2 separate regions of the Homo sapiens genome follow, and region 1 is linked to region 2. The links are chromatin contacts, found by Hi-C or POLR2A ChIA-PET in ENCODE. All regions are on one chromosome and are shown on one strand. Each heading gives the region's core, a stretch centred on a gene start or an enhancer-like site at or near the end of the contact. The rest is flanking DNA. Distances are from core to core; before and after follow the strand shown.

What was found. Hi-C counts contacts between places; a loop is a spot of excess contacts on that map. ChIA-PET counts read pairs that join two places held with the same protein, here RNA polymerase II (POLR2A). Pooled maps may share reads with other maps.
Region 1: a pooled map shows a loop between it and region 2 (3-fold over the local background). The contact joins the promoter of NUCB1 here to the enhancer-like site in region 2. A Hi-C loop is called at or near these places in 3 of 50 pooled maps. POLR2A ChIA-PET finds 5 or more read pairs at or near these places in 2 of 52 experiments (PC-9 and endothelial cell of umbilical vein).

The regions. Positions count from the first base shown.
Region 1 is chr19:48,898,995-48,901,716 of GRCh38, forward strand. It overlaps NUCB1 (nucleobindin 1), which reads left to right and starts at 1,318. Exons shown (of 13, transcript NM_006184.6): 1 at 1,318-1,378; 2 at 1,792-1,937. The coding sequence starts at 1,803. RefSeq lists a cis regulatory region at 1-494.
Region 2 is chr19:48,475,962-48,481,687 of GRCh38, forward strand. It overlaps CYTH2 (cytohesin 2), which reads left to right. Exons shown (of 12, transcript NM_004228.7): 9 at 2,108-2,184; 10 at 2,314-2,385; 11 at 2,477-2,631; 12 at 3,162-5,726. The coding sequence ends at 3,249. Among named protein-coding and RNA genes, the nearest start is that of CYTH2, 9.5 kb to the left of the region's middle. Within about 2 kb of position 4,315, at least 29 of the 41 ENCODE cell types and tissues checked have a DNase peak (open chromatin) inside an H3K27ac peak, as active enhancers do; they include endothelial cell of umbilical vein, where a contact is called at or near this core.

The DNA of each region.
Region 1 (2,722 bases), core at 68-2,567, 420 kb after region 2:
TTGTGGCGGGCGGGCGCCTGTAGTCCCAGCTACTCGGGAGGCTGAGGCAGGAGAATGGCGTGAACCCGGGAGGCGGAGCTCGCAGTGAGCTGAGATCGCGCCACTGCACTCCAGCCTGTGTGACAGAGGTAGACACCGTCTCAAAAAAAAAAAAAAAAAGAGAGAGAGAGAGCGGGAGACCAGAGACCTCGCGGCCTCACTGTACACATCTCGCTTACAAGAAACTTAAAAGAGGCGGGGCGCAGTGGCTCACGCCTGTAATCCCAGCACTTTGGGAGGCGGAGACGGGGAGGCAAGATTGCTTGAGTCCAGGAGATCCAGATCCAGACCAGCAACACAGAGATTTTTTTTTTTTTTTGAGACGTAGTCTCACTCTGTCGCCCAGGCTGGAGTGCAGTGGCGCGATCTCGGCTCACTGCAACCTCCGCCTCCCGGGTTTAAGAGATTGTCCTGCCTCAGCTTCCTGAGTAGCTGGGATTACAGGCATGCGCAACCACGCCTGGCTAATTTGTATTTTTAGTGGAGGCGAGGTTTCTCCATGTTGGCCAGGCTGGTCTCAAACCCTTGACCTCAGGTGATCTGCCTGCCTCAGCCTCCCAAAGTGCTGGGATTACAGGAGTGAACCCCCAAGCCCGGCTTGACATCCGTCTCTTTAAAAAACAACAACAACAAAGTGTGAGAAGTGTGAAAGACAGAACGTTAAAAAAAAAAAAAGGCTAAAAAAGAATTAAAGATTTAAATATTTGTATTAAAAATTTAAAAAATATACATTAGCCAGGCATGGTAGTGTGGCCTGTGGTCCCATCTACTTGGGAGGCTGACGCGGGAGGATTGCTTGGGCCTGGGAGGTAGAGGCTGCAGTGAGAAGTGATTGCGCCACTGCACTCCAACCTGGGTGACAGAGCAAACCCTGTCTCGAATAATAAGAAGAAGAAGAAAGAAACTCATAAGAAAGGCTATGCAATTGCTACCGCGCTATAACTTCCAGGCACTTCGTGGGGCGAAAATAAATGGGAAAACTACAGCTCCCATGAGGCGAAGGGGCCACGATGCCCGCGGAAGTTATTTTTCCCCCGGCCGGCAGGGAGTTGTAGTTATCTTTGAAAGCCTTCTCTCTCTTTTGGCATAGGCGGGAAATGTGGCGTCAAGAGGCTGGGATTCCGAGAAAGAAGCGAGGCTTTCACGAAAATGCGAGCGGCTTCGGCAAGGGGCGGGGCCGCTGGACGTGGATGAAAGCTACAGAGCCAGCGTGGACCAATCAGACCTCTTTGGGGCGGGGCCTCTGTGGATAAGTGGGCGTGGTCTAGGGGGGAAGTCACCAAGAACGCACCGGAGGTCCTTGCCCGCCCTGGAAAACGCCCTCTGCGGTGAAGGAGAGGTGAGAGGCCAGGGTTCCCATACTCTTGGGTCCTAGGGAGGATGGGGGCCAGAGGGCTGGAAAACTGGGTCCCGGAGGAGGATGCACTGGGTGCCAGTACTTTAGGTCCTGGGAAAAGAGGAGGCTGGGACCCTGGACTCTTGGGTCTGGGGGAGGAGGCGGCCGAGATCCCGGATTCCTGAGTGTGAGAGAGGAGCGTGTTGGGAGCCAGGACCCCTGGGTCTGAGGGCCCAGACTCCTGTGTCGGAGGAAGGGAAGGCCGGAGGCCTGGAATCCTGGGGCCTGGGTAACAAAATGCTTGTGTCTTGATTCTTGGAAGTGGGGGCGGCGCTGGGGGCCCGAACTCCTGGTTCCAGGGGAGGAAGAGGCTTGGGACAGACATTATGCATTATCCAGCCCTCCATCCCCCACAGACCACACTGCCATGCCTCCCTCTGGGCCCCGAGGAACCCTCCTTCTGTTGCCGCTGCTGCTGCTGCTCCTGCTTCGCGCCGTGCTGGCTGTCCCCCTGGAGCGAGGGGCGCCCAACAAGGAGGAGACCCCTGCGACTGAGAGTCCCGTGAGTGGCCCTGCCCTGCTATCCAGCCAGGTGTTTGCAGTGGTACTACAGCTCCTGCAGACCCCGGTGCCCGTAGGGCGGATGCTCCAGTGACTTCCTGGCCCTACAGTTGTAGCTTGTTTTTTGCCCACCATTCCTCCCAGCAGCAGGGGTTTGACTTGGTGAAAAACTGGAGGTCCCTGACTCTGAGGTGTGGAAAATCTGCATCACGCCCCAACTAAACGTCTGTTTTTTTAAGATTCTCTCCACCCAAGAAGGAATTTGAAAACAAACAAACAAAACTACATTTCCCAGTAGCACCATGTTGCTAGTTCCCAGTAGCAGTTGATGTTGGCTAGCTGGGGTATTCTGACTTCATGGTGCTCTTGGGAGTTGTAGTTTAAATTACAGAAGGGCGGGTGAACTGCTTGTTTATTAATTCCTACATGTGTTTATCAAACCCAATAAAAGCTTTGGTCTTAAGGGATTTGGAACTTTGGAGATCCTGAAGGTCAGTGAGTGTCTTGTGGTCCGAATCTTCCTATAGCTCCCCATAAGGATAGGCTGGTCAGGCCAGGCGCAGTGGCTCATGCCTGTAATCCTAGCACTTTGGGAGGCCGAGACAGGCGGATCACTTGAGGTCAGGAGTTCAAGACCAGCCTGGCCAACATGGCAAAACCCCATCTCTACCAAAAATGCAGAAATTAGCTGGGCGTGGTGGCTCACGCCTATAATCCCAGCTACTCTGGGAGGCTGAGGCACGAATTCTCGTGCTGGAACCAAGAGAGGTGGAGGTTGCAGTGAGC
Region 2 (5,726 bases), core at 3,065-5,564:
AGCAGGAGAGCCCACAGGAAGCTTTCAGCTCAGTGAAGGGAGTCAAGGTCAGGCTTCTTGGAAGGAGGTTGGACAGGGCAGCTTTGGCCTCTGAGTCTTGGGGGCCTCCCCATGTGGAACTGTGCTCTTAAACCAGGGCATCACCACCTCAACAGATGCCAGGGTTTCCTGGTAAATGTAAAATACACAAGTCAGGCAGGGCACAGGGGCCCACCCCTGTAATTTCAGCACTTTGGGAGGACAAGGCAGGAGGATTGTTAGAGGTCAGGAGTTTGAGACCAACCTGGGCAATATAATGATACCCCCCATCTCTACAAAAAATAAAAAAATTAGCCAGGCATGGTGATGTGGGAGGATTGTTTGAGCTCAAGTGGTCGAGGCTTCAGTGAGTCATGGTTGCGCCACTGCAGTCCAGCCTGGGCAACAGAGCGAGACCCCGTCTCTATAAAATAAAACATGCAAATCACTGTCCAGCCAACACCCCAGTCCAGATCCCTGCATTCGATCCAAGGGAGGCAGACTGCTGGGGGAAATTGAGAGTCCTCGAGGTGCCCCTGGCAGTGAGCGGGCCAGAAAGAGAAGCAGGAAGGCGCCAGCATCACGAGGAACTGCTTCCCTCAAAACTGCTGTCAGGCCAGGCACGGTGGCTCAGGCCTGTAATCCCAGCACTTTGGGAGGCTGAGGCAGGCAGATCACTTGAGGTCAGGAGTTTGAGACCAGCCTGGCCAACATGGTGAAACCCCGTCTCTACTAAAAATACAAAAATTAGCCGGGCGTGGTGGCAGGCACCTGTAATCCCAGCTACTTGGGAGGCTGAGGCACAAGAATTGCTTGAACCCAGGAGGTGGAGCTTGCAGTGAGCCGAGATCACACCATTGCAAATCCAGCCTGGACGACAGAGCGAGACAGTCTCAAAAAAACAAAACAAAACAAAAACTGCTCCTGTGAGCAGTAACTTTCCCATTTCCCAGAGGCTCACGCCTCAGTTTGGTTCTGAGCCCCACCTAAGGCTGCCCAGCCCCAGGGACATCTCTGACCAAAGGGCCTCTGTTCCCTTTGTGCCAGTTAGAGGGACCCCTTCCTTAAAAGATGGAAATACAGGAGTGGAGATTGGTGATGGTGGTTGCTACTCCATGCCTAATAAAAGCCATTCTTACTGTCATTGTTTAACCCTGGGCCCACAAGGAAGCCAGCAGCAGGTCATTTTGCCACAGGAAGGTGTAGGCCCGAGTGAGTCTCCAGGCTGGAGTCCAGAGAGTCCAAGAGAGTGCCCTGAGGTCACACAGCCAGTTTGTGCAGGAGCTGAGATGGGCCCTCACACCCACCTCAGACCAAGGGCTGGGGGTTTTGCCTTCTGTCCTGTGGGGGCCTCCTCCAGGGCAGAGGCACTTTTACCATGTCAAGGGAGGATGCTCCTGGCCTAGGACAGACCCTAGGGGGTAGGCTGGGGCCCTGTACCGAAGCAAGGGGTTTTCAAGGCTGCCACCCGGGGCTCATGGCCCTTGGCCTCTCTGGGAGGGAGGAGCCCCGGCCATCCCCACCCTCGTGGATGTAACTGGTTTTCTTCCCTCTCTCTCCCTCCCCTCCTCTCTGCGTCTTTCCCTCTCTCCTGTGTTTGCCTCTCTGTCCTGCCCCTGCGCACCCCTCCCTGTGCCCACCCTGTTTCTGTCGCCTGCGGCTCTTGGGGGTGCTCCATTCTCCCGCCTTCCCTTCTCCTGCACCTGGTCCTGCCTGCTTTCTCGCTGTCTGCCCCAGGAGGTAGGTACACGACCTGTCTTTGTCTCCCATCACTAGACGAGGGGAGGGGGCTGCCCTGGCGCCCTGGCGCCCTGGCCTCCTGCCCACAGGAGGAGGGGGCTGGGGGCTCAGGCTCCTGGGCTGGGACTGACAGACTCAGAAAATGTGGAGCCCCAAGCTGGGGGTGGACGATTCCTGGAGCCCCAACATGCCTGGCCCTGCTTGTCTGTCTCCCCCAACGCAGCGGCTTTGTCTAGGCCCCAGGAGCCCCACCTCTACCGCTCTTGCTCTGCTTCTCACGCCCCTCCCATCTCCCAGAGGCCCTGTCCCCCTGTTGAGCCCAGGCCCCCTCCCACCCCTTCCCTTTCAGGGGGCCGGGTGAAGACGTGGAAGCGGCGCTGGTTTATCCTCACAGACAACTGCCTCTACTACTTTGAGTACACCACGGTGAGCGTGACCCGACCCGGGCTCTGGGGTCCTGGGCGGAGTGGCTGGGAGCCTGGACTCCTGGGGCTGAGGGAGGTGGGGTGGGGTGAGGACTTGGAAGTCTGAGTTCTGTCCACCTTGCTTCTTCAGGACAAGGAGCCCCGAGGAATCATCCCCCTGGAGAATCTGAGCATCCGAGAGGTGGACGACCCCCGGAAACCGGTAAGACCCTCTCTGTACACCTTCCTGCCAGGGCGGGGCCTCCTCTGCCCAGGGCTGGTTCTTACCTGCGCCCTTCCTCTCTCGTCCCCAGAACTGCTTTGAACTTTACATCCCCAACAACAAGGGGCAGCTCATCAAAGCCTGCAAAACTGAGGCGGACGGCCGAGTGGTGGAGGGAAACCACATGGTGTACCGGATCTCGGCCCCCACGCAGGAGGAGAAGGACGAGTGGATCAAGTCCATCCAGTGAGCCTGGACTCCTGGGCCTGATGGAGGAGGGGCTGGGGCCTGGACTCCTGGGTCTGATGGAGGAGGGGCAGGGGCCTGGATGCCTGGGTCTGATGGAGGAGGGGCTGGGGCCTGGACGCCTGGGTCTGACGGAGGAGGGGCTGGGGCCTGGACTCCTGGGTCTGACGGAGGAGGGGCAGGGGCCTGGACACCTGGGTCTGACGGAGGAGGGGCCGGGGGCCTGGACCCCTGGGTCTGACGGAGGAGGGGCCGGGGGCCTGGACTCCTGGGTCTGACGGAGGAGGGGCCGGGGGCCTGGACTCCTGGGTGTGAGGGAGGAGGGGCCGGGGGCCTGGACTCCTGGGTCTGAGGGAGGAGGGGCCGGGGGCCTGGACTGCTGGGTCTGAGGGAGGAGGGGCCGGGGGCCTGGACTCCTGGGTCTGAGGGAGGAGGGGCCGGGGGTCTGAGACTCCTCCTGGGTATGAGGGAGGAGGGGCTGGAGGCCTGGACTCCTTGGCCCTCATCCTGGGACCCCTCCCCTTCTGCAGGGCGGCTGTGAGTGTGGACCCCTTCTATGAGATGCTGGCAGCGAGAAAGAAGCGGATTTCAGTCAAGAAGAAGCAGGAGCAGCCCTGACCCCCTGCCCCCAACTCCATTATTTATTACGGAGCTGCCCCGCCTGGGTGGCCGGACCCCTGGGCCTTGGGGCTGTGGATCCTGGTTCCCTGTTTGGAAAATTCACCACCTCTAGCTCCTCACTGTTCTTTGTAATTAACACGCTGTTGGTAATCTTATTAATTATTTAACCACTTGGCCTGCTGACCCCCTCATTTCTTGGGGTTGACAGAGTCGAGGTGCTCCGTGGAGCCAGCCTGTTTCCCTGGACAGGGGCCTGGACCCGCCTGTCTCTGGGTGCTGCCTGGGCTGTCCCGGTGGGTCTGTTCTGGTTTCACCCCGAGCCCAGCAGGAGTGGAGTAAAGGGAGAAGGTTAATATGGTGGGAGTCTGGAGTTGGAATTGGCCGGGGACAGAGTTTAGAATGCAGGGATTCAGGGTCAAGGTCTAGCATTCATTCTAGAAGTTACTTGACAGCCATCAGCCAGTTACGCTACAGCCATCAGCTAGTTCCCATCGTTGCTTTCATGGGGCTTGAGGTCTTTGAGGGGCAGGAGATGAAGCTGGTGAGGTTGTGAGCTGGGCCAGGGCTTTGAGGACAACCTGGAGCTGGAAGAACATGCGACCACCTCAGGGAGGGTCAGGGAAGGATGAGTGGGGAGGTGGCCCATGTCCTGCAAGGGCCTTGCTGATGGGATGTCCTGAAGGGCTGGGCAGCCTTAGATCGGGCTAAGAGGGCAGGACTGTGGGCCAGTGCCAGAGCCAGGCTTGTCTGTTCTCAAAGGATCAGCCTCCTTTGGAGGACATTTTGTGTCAAGGATAGGGCTGAGGACCTGCGTTCTGAACGTCTTTCCTGGGATTCTTGACAGCCAAAGAAATTCGAGGATCGCCTCTATGAAGGTGAAGTCTTGGCATGTGGGGTACCCCTGAATCCTGGGCTAAGGTCTGTGACCTTTTGCCCTCCAGTTGGGGTATGTGTGGTGTCCCCAAAGAACAAGGGCTCGTGGATCCCGAGCAGGGTGCGATGGCGGATTGGGAGGTCCCATGTCACTCTCCCATGCCCGCCTTTGAAGCTGAGGCGCTCTTTAGTTAACAAACTACAAGTCCCAGCAGGGACCGGGACGCGGGTGGGAGAGGCGCCTGTGGCCCCGAGGCGTGCCGCGAGTTGTAGTCCCTCCTGCCCGCTGTGTTCGCTTTTGAGCTCTCCGATGGGATGCGGCGCTTCGGAATTTCGGGCTTTGATCCCTGTCCCGCCCTTGGCCACAGGCACCTGCCGGCCTGAAGGCCCCCGCGGTGGGGGTACCCTGCGCCCCTCCGCGGGAAGGTGGACTACAGTTATCGGCAGGCTGTGCGGCGCCAAAGCCACGGTGACCCAGACCCGAGGTTTTTCCGGGCGTCGCAGTTTCCCGAGACTCCGTGGCGGCGTTTGTCTTCTTTTTCTTAGTCAGATCCCGTACTTTTGTGGAGGGTAGAGGAGGCTTTGACCGCCGCGGCCCCGGGGGCTGGTGGGAAATGGAGTTCCAAATGAGAAAATAGAATTCCCCACTTCTCTTTCCCACAGGTGCCAGGGAAACGGAGTCATCGACCCAAGAAGGTCGTGGGAGATGAGGTCCCAGGGTAAACAGCGGGTCCCGCCACTATGTCACCCTTTCCTGCCGCCTCCCCGGATGAACTGCATGCAGGGCGGCCGGCTCCGTGGCAGGCAGAGGCAGGAAGAGGCGCGGAGCCCGCTGGTGGCGAAGAGGGGAGTGCGGCGGGAGGGGAGGGCAGAGGCAGGCGGCCGGTCGCGTGGGGCCTGGGCCGCCCCAGGAGGGCCTCTGGCTGGATTCTTAGCAGATGGAAGCCGTGCAAGGGCAGGAGGCAGGGGCCTGACGTGTTTGGATTGAGGTTGCAGGAGGGGCCCCTGGCTGCTTCAGGGAGAATAATTTGGAGGCGAGCGGGGAGGTGAGAGGAAGCTGTGCGGTGCAGGATGGCGTGGCTGTGGAGGTGGAGAACGTTGGGCCACGCTAGGAGTCTTGAAAGAGGAGCCAAAAGGACTTGCTGAGAGCCGCCGCAGCTGGTGAATGACGGTGCCATGACTGAGGTGGTCGAAAGGGAGTATTTAAGGGGAAATCAGGCATTCCGTTTTGACCAAATTAAGCTGGAGATGCCTGTGGAACATTCCAGCCAGGCTGCATCACGTCACACTGACCTTCAGCATTGCCCACAGTCCATCTTCCCCCAGGACCTGAGGATTTTGCGTCCGGCTCCCTCCTCGCCCAGGACCCCCAAGCTCCCAGCACGCTTCTGATTTTTTTTGTAGGTTTTTTTTTTTGTTTTTTGTTTTGTTTTGTTTTGTTTTTGAGAGGGAGTCTCACTTTGTGCCCTAGACTGGAGTGCAATGGCGCCATCTCGGCTTACTGCAACCTCCACCTCCCAGGTGCAAGCGATTCCCCTGCCTCAGCTTCCCGAGTAGCTGGGATTACAGATGTGAGCCACCGTACCCAGCTAATTTTTGTA